Linked DNA regions of Homo sapiens: region 1 is linked to region 2. The links are chromatin loops, found by intact Hi-C in ENCODE. Cell type or tissue: PC-9. All regions are shown on one strand. Each heading gives the region's core, and the rest is flanking DNA. Links, peaks and the distances in the headings are about the cores only.

Region 1 (2,923 bases), core at 96-2,595, 240 kb before region 2:
GCTCAAGGGACAGATCCTTAAAAGACACAGATTGCCCAGAGGAATGAAGTAGTGGTTTTATTGTTTTGTATTGTTTGCAATCTTGTCCTAGCTTCATCTGAATTCTGAATTCTCTGAAAGGAACACAGCCCAGAGCTGGGCTGCAATAGCCCTACAAAAACCTTGATTGGACACTGGCAGTGCTTCAACAGCTGAGTGTTCAACACTTCACATGACCTAGACGCTAAGATAAATGAGCCTTCACCTGATCCTTTTCTCCCTCTGTATTTATTGTAAGAGGAAATCAGAAAATGAGAAATGAATTTAAAATGAGCCAAGACTTGCAAGAGGGAGAGGGAAAAACACGAGAGAGCCCCTTCTATTATTCCTAGCCCGGGAAGAGCCTTCCAGATTTCCTGGGTATCTTTATCTAATATTTTATAATTCTTGAATTAGGTTTTTTAAAAGGCTATATGTAGGCCATCTGAGAGGTCTCAGCACTACTGACTGCTATTTAAGGAAAATGCTTGGGCATTGGTCGCTATGCACACTTAAAGAGCATTCAATAATCATTTAGCAAGCACCTACTCTATACCAGATGTTGTACTAAATACCAAGGAGTCAAAAGAGAATAAAAGAGAAGCAGACATGTAAACAGTTAATCCCAATGCAATTTGGTAGAAATTTATACTTGTGCCATGGAAACAGAAAAGAAGCAAAGCTTAATTCTGTCAAATTGGATGAGGTGGAGGGTGGGGCACAGTCACTGGGGCCAAAGAAAGCTTCATCCTTAAAAGGTAAAGTTAAGGCTAAATTTTAATAAATGAGTAGGAATTTGCCACGCAGAGATAGAAGCAAGACTGGGAGTAGAGAAAGGCAATTGGGGGCAGAGAACAGCTTGTGCAAAGTCAAAGAGGTTGGGTAGATACAAGAAAAGTAGAGGCCACAGAAGTGATAGTCTTATAAGTAGTCATTAAATATTGGTGGCTGATGGCAATAACTAACTCATGCAGCTAGACCACATCACTCTATGTAAACCATCAAGTTCCTGTCCTCTGGTAGCTTGGTGTTAACTTCAGATTATATCAGTAAAGGCAAAATGTGATCCTTCCCAAAGACTCTACTACTTAATCATTATTAGTAGAAAGGAGTAGCTTAGTTTATTTTTTCCCAGTAGAAGGCATTAGCCTAAAATACTTTTTTTTCCTAGGCTGTCAATGATTTTGCACTAGTGCATTCATAACAATCTGCCATCCCCCACCTGCAACCCATCTCCATGTTCCTTGTAACCACCTGGTTCAAACCTTGGCTTACCTCCACTCTTAGAATCAGCCGAGCTAATTAAAAGCACAGTGAAAGACACAAAGGCACCAAGACAGCTGAGCAAACATTAACAAATGCGTAAGTAAATAAAGTACTTGTATTATGTGTAAGCAATGGTGCAGATGAAACTTGGGTGGCACTAGGAAGGGTGAGTCAGAGGATGTTCAAACAGAGTAGGATCAAGGAAAATCTCTCTGCCAGTTAGTTAGCAATATCTTTTGGGATGATAGAAAGGAACCTGGTTAGCAGGAAAAAGTAGCCAAGGTTTGCAGCCCAAAGGAACCTGAAACTCTGGTACAAACTCAGTAGTAAGAAACAATTATTTAAAGTTGCAAAGATAATTGGCTTACTTCATGCCTAATGAGCTAAATAAGAACCATCAAGAAACCCCAATGCTAGATGGAGTTTGGTGGGGGAATAGTTAACATTTACTGTTCTTTGTGTGAGTAGCAACACAATAGGCCCTTTGCATCTGTTTGGTTTTTTTAATCCTTACAGTAAAACTACAAGATGGTCATCGTGTGAAAGAAGAGGAAACAGGCTCAGTACTTTAAGTGTCAGAGGCAGGATTTGAAGCCAAAATTGTCTGATCCTAAGCCCTCTCTCCTGCCTTCAAAGACTCTAAACCAGCAGGATTGTTTACACCAATATGCGAGTCGTAAGGTCCTGGGTGAGGCACTGTGAGAAGGTGTGTTTACATCCAAGTGTCACAAATAAAGGGTAAAGAGACCCTGTGGAAGACTATATAATTGTTCCCAAACACTTACTGTGCCTTCCAGAATTGGATTGTAATTTCCTATTGACAGCAGGCTTGGCTGTGTGACTTGCATTAGCTAATGAAATGTGAGTGGCAGTATGAGCCACTTCTAGCTGGAAGCTCTCAGTCAATGTGCTGCACCATGTTTTCCTTTCCTGCTGTCCTCATGACAAGCAACATTCTGGATAGAGGCTAATCCATCAGCCTCAGTCCCAGAGTGAAGACAATGTGCAGCAAAGCCACAGCTGACCTGGGAAGGACACAGCATAAGCGAGAAAAACAACCTTTGCTGATTAGGCCACTGAGATTTTGGGGTTGATACCATAGCATAACAGAGCCTATAATGACTAATGCAGACACTTTCTGAATCTTGCTCTTTAGTGACACAAATTTCTGGTGTCATCTTCAGGTAGAAAGATTGCTTGGGGATTATGAGAAGATATAGAGAATGGGATGATTGGTGTAGTATAGTGAAAGGCTTTAAAATACAGTATTTGAGGTATTTGAGGCAGCGCATGGTGGCTCACACCTGTAATCCCAGAGCTTTGGGAGGCCAAGGCATGAGGATTGCTTGAGGCTAAGAGTTAGAGACCCGCCGGGAGTGGTGGCTCATACCTATAATCCCAGCACTTTGGGAGACCAAGGCGGGTGAATCACCTGAGGTCAGGAGTTCAAGACCAGCTTGGCCAACATGGTGAAACCCCGTCTCTACTAAAAATACAAAAATTAGCTGAGCGTGGTGGTGCATGCTTGTAATCCCAGCTACTCAGGAGGGTGAGGCAGGAGAATTGCTTGAACCCAGGAGGCAGAGATTGCGGTGAGCCGAGATTGTGCCACCGCACTCCAGTCTGGGCGACAGAGCAA
Region 2 (2,923 bases), core at 138-2,637:
AAAAAGACTTTGGAGATACAGGCAGAATCAAGGAGTTTCATTTTGGCAAGTATTGGCATAAAATGGCATTTCAAATTATAGAAATGGATAGCAAATCATCTACTCTCTAGGCCTAGAAGTGTCCAATAATACTCACATGTTGGGTAGCATTAGAAGAGTCTACAAAGAAGACCAAGAAAGAACAGCAGAGAGCTAAGTGAAAACCAGCAAAGTTTGGTGTCACAGAATGCTACTGAGAAGTCACTTGTCCATTGGATTTATTTTGGCAATGAAGAGGTCAGTTAGTACCCTTGGCAGAAAGTTTCACTGGAGTAGTGGGGATGAAAGCCAGTTTGGACTAGATTGAAGAAAGGATGGAAAATGTTTAGACCATGCATATATAGAAACTCAGGAAAATTCCTTTGTCTAACTGCCATCTGTCTACACTTTGGAAACTCTTACATGGCAGCTCTAAAGAGGTACTCAGCCATGTGACATTGGTATTTGTTGGCTTTTAGGGGACTATACTCCTTTGAAAGCTGCTTATTCTAGTTCACATTCATTCCACACTTATTTGTATTACTCTTACTTATTCTCTACCTCTAGATAAAGATTGAACTAAAGCATGCCCAACAGAAGTTATTAGACAGCACAAAGATGTGCTCTTCACTCACGGCAGAGTACAAGCACTGTCAGCAGAAAATCAAGGAACTGGAGTTGGAAGTACTTAAACACACTCAGAGCATTAAATCACAGAACAACCTACAGGAAAAGCTGGTTCAGGAGAAATCTAAAGTTGCTGATGCAGAGGAAAAGGTAATTATCCTCATGCTTAATAAACAGCATACACTGAATACCACTACTGAAATCTTATTTCCCTGAGGATTTTAAGAAATAAATATGATGCAGACTTGATAGAATTCTAAGATTTTTTTTCTCTCCCATGTTTTCTTCTGTTTTGATTTCACCTGTTCCTACAATTTTAGGAATTCTTGTGTATTTGTAAAAACTTCATGGGCTTAAAAAGGTCAGTTTTATTAAAGCGATAACATGAACTTAAAGAACTGACTGATCCCATGTGGCCTTTGTTTTATATTTTCACATTTGAGAAGGCGTATTCTCTCATTTGGATTGGCTGTTAATGTAAATGTTGTTTTAATTTTGTTTTTTTCATTGACAAACAATTGTACGTGTTCATGGGGTACATAGTGATGTTTATTTTTATTTATTTATTTATTTATTTTTGAGAGGGAGTCTCGCTCTGTCACCCAGGCTGGAGGGCAGTGGTGCGATCTCGGCTTACTACAAGCTCCACCTCCCAGGTTCACGCCATTCTCCTGCCTCAGCCTCCCAAGTAGCTGGGACTACAGGCGTCCACCACCACGCCCGGCTAATTTTTTGTATTTTTAGTAGAGATGGGGTTTCACCGTGTTAGCCAGGGTGGTCTTGATCTTCTGACCTCGTGATCCACCCGCCTCGGCCTCCCAAAGTGCTGGGATTACAGGCATGAGCCACCGCGCCTGGCCCATAGTGATGTTTCAATAGATATAATGTATAGTGATCAGATCAGGGTAATTATCATATTCATCACATCAAACATATTTTGTAATTTTGTAGGGGGATTTGTGTTGTGAAATGAACCATTTTGAAATATTGTCCCTTCATTTTAGATTGCCCGACACTAGGTGGCAGTAGTATGTAACAGTTGTACATTTTGATGTGCAAGTTTGAGAGTTAAATTCGACAAAAAAAATTTCATCAAACCATATAATATGAAGCAAACATCAAAAAGTAGATGACAGCAATCTGAATTAAACTAAAAAAATCTAATGTTGAGTTAAAGAAACCAGAACAAAAGAGTTCTTACTATACAATTCTATGTATAGTATGAAGTTCAAGAATAGATAAAACTAAGCTATGGAAGTAAGATAGTGGTTATTCTTGTGACAGGTATTAACTGAAGGGGGCACTAGGGAATCCTCTGTGGTGCTGCAAGTATTCTATATCTTGGTCGGGGAAGTAGATACACAAGTCAGATTTCATTGAGTACACTTAAGACATGTATGTTATTCACCATATGTATATATGTAGGTTACTTTACCATATGGATGTTATAATTCCATTAAAAAGTAATTGGTAAAATTGGTAAAGATTGGCAAGATTTTAAAACTTAGACAATACTAAATATTAGTGAGGATTTGGTGCAACAAGAACTCATATATATTAACTTCACTTGGAAGAGTTAACTAGTATAAATGTTTTAAAGATGTGTGCATCATACAACTTAACACTTCTACTAGGCATAAGAAAAACTGTTACATGCATGTATGTATCAGGAAACAGGAATATAGTCATGTTCATAATATCATTGTTCCGAATAACAGAAAACTAGAAACAACCCAAATGTCCCCTGGCAAAAGATCAAAAAAATAAATTGTATATGTATATGGTAGTATTACTGGTAATCTGAGTTCTTTCCCCCACTTTGTATCAGTTGCAAAGAAAGAGCATCCAGGCTACTCTGCCTATGGGGTAGCCCTGCTGTGTCTATGGAACAGCCATTTCCCTAGAATTAACTTTTTTTGTTTTTGTTTTTGAGACAGAGTCTCGCTCTGTCACCAGACTGGAGTGCAGTGGCGCTATCTCGGCTCACTGCAGCCTCTGCCTCCCAGATTCAAGCGATTCTCCTGCCTCAGCCTCCTGAGTAACTGGGACTACAGGTGCACACCACCATGCCCAGCTAATTTTTGTACTTTTTAGTAGAGACGGGGTTTCACCATGTTGGCCGGGATGGTCTTGATCTCTTGACCTCGTGATCCACCCACCTCAGCCTCCCAAAGTGCTGGGATTACAGGCGTGAGCCGCCCTGGCTGAATTAACTTATTTTTAAGAAAGGAAAGGAGAGGCGAGGCGAGGCAAGTGGCCAGGTGAGGTGAATGGCCAG

What was found. Peaks named below come from ENCODE experiments on the same cell type or tissue, not always from the same donor. Only the 100,000 strongest peaks of a DNase experiment are listed, where the experiment ranks them.
Region 1: a loop joins it to region 2, with 2.1 times the contacts of the local background. A loop is called at or near these places in 10 of 110 quality-filtered maps.

The regions. Positions count from the first base shown.
Region 1 is chr1:42,338,914-42,341,836 of GRCh38, forward strand. No RefSeq gene overlaps it. Among named protein-coding and RNA genes, the nearest start is that of FOXJ3, 5.1 kb to the left of the region's middle. In PC-9, for the core only: no CTCF peak of the experiment used is centred there; a DNase peak (open chromatin) is centred at 1,388; H3K4me3 peaks cover 398 bases; H3K27ac peaks cover 1,771 bases.
Region 2 is chr1:42,576,435-42,579,357 of GRCh38, forward strand. It overlaps CCDC30 (coiled-coil domain containing 30), which reads left to right. Exons shown (of 21, transcript NM_001395517.1): 12 at 586-795. All of the region lies in intron 1 of LOC124904162 (a long non-coding RNA gene), which reads right to left. Among named protein-coding and RNA genes, the nearest start is that of PPIH, 81 kb to the right of the region's middle. In PC-9, for the core only: CTCF peaks have their summits at 1,627 (motif pointing right) and 1,834; no DNase peak of the experiment used is centred there.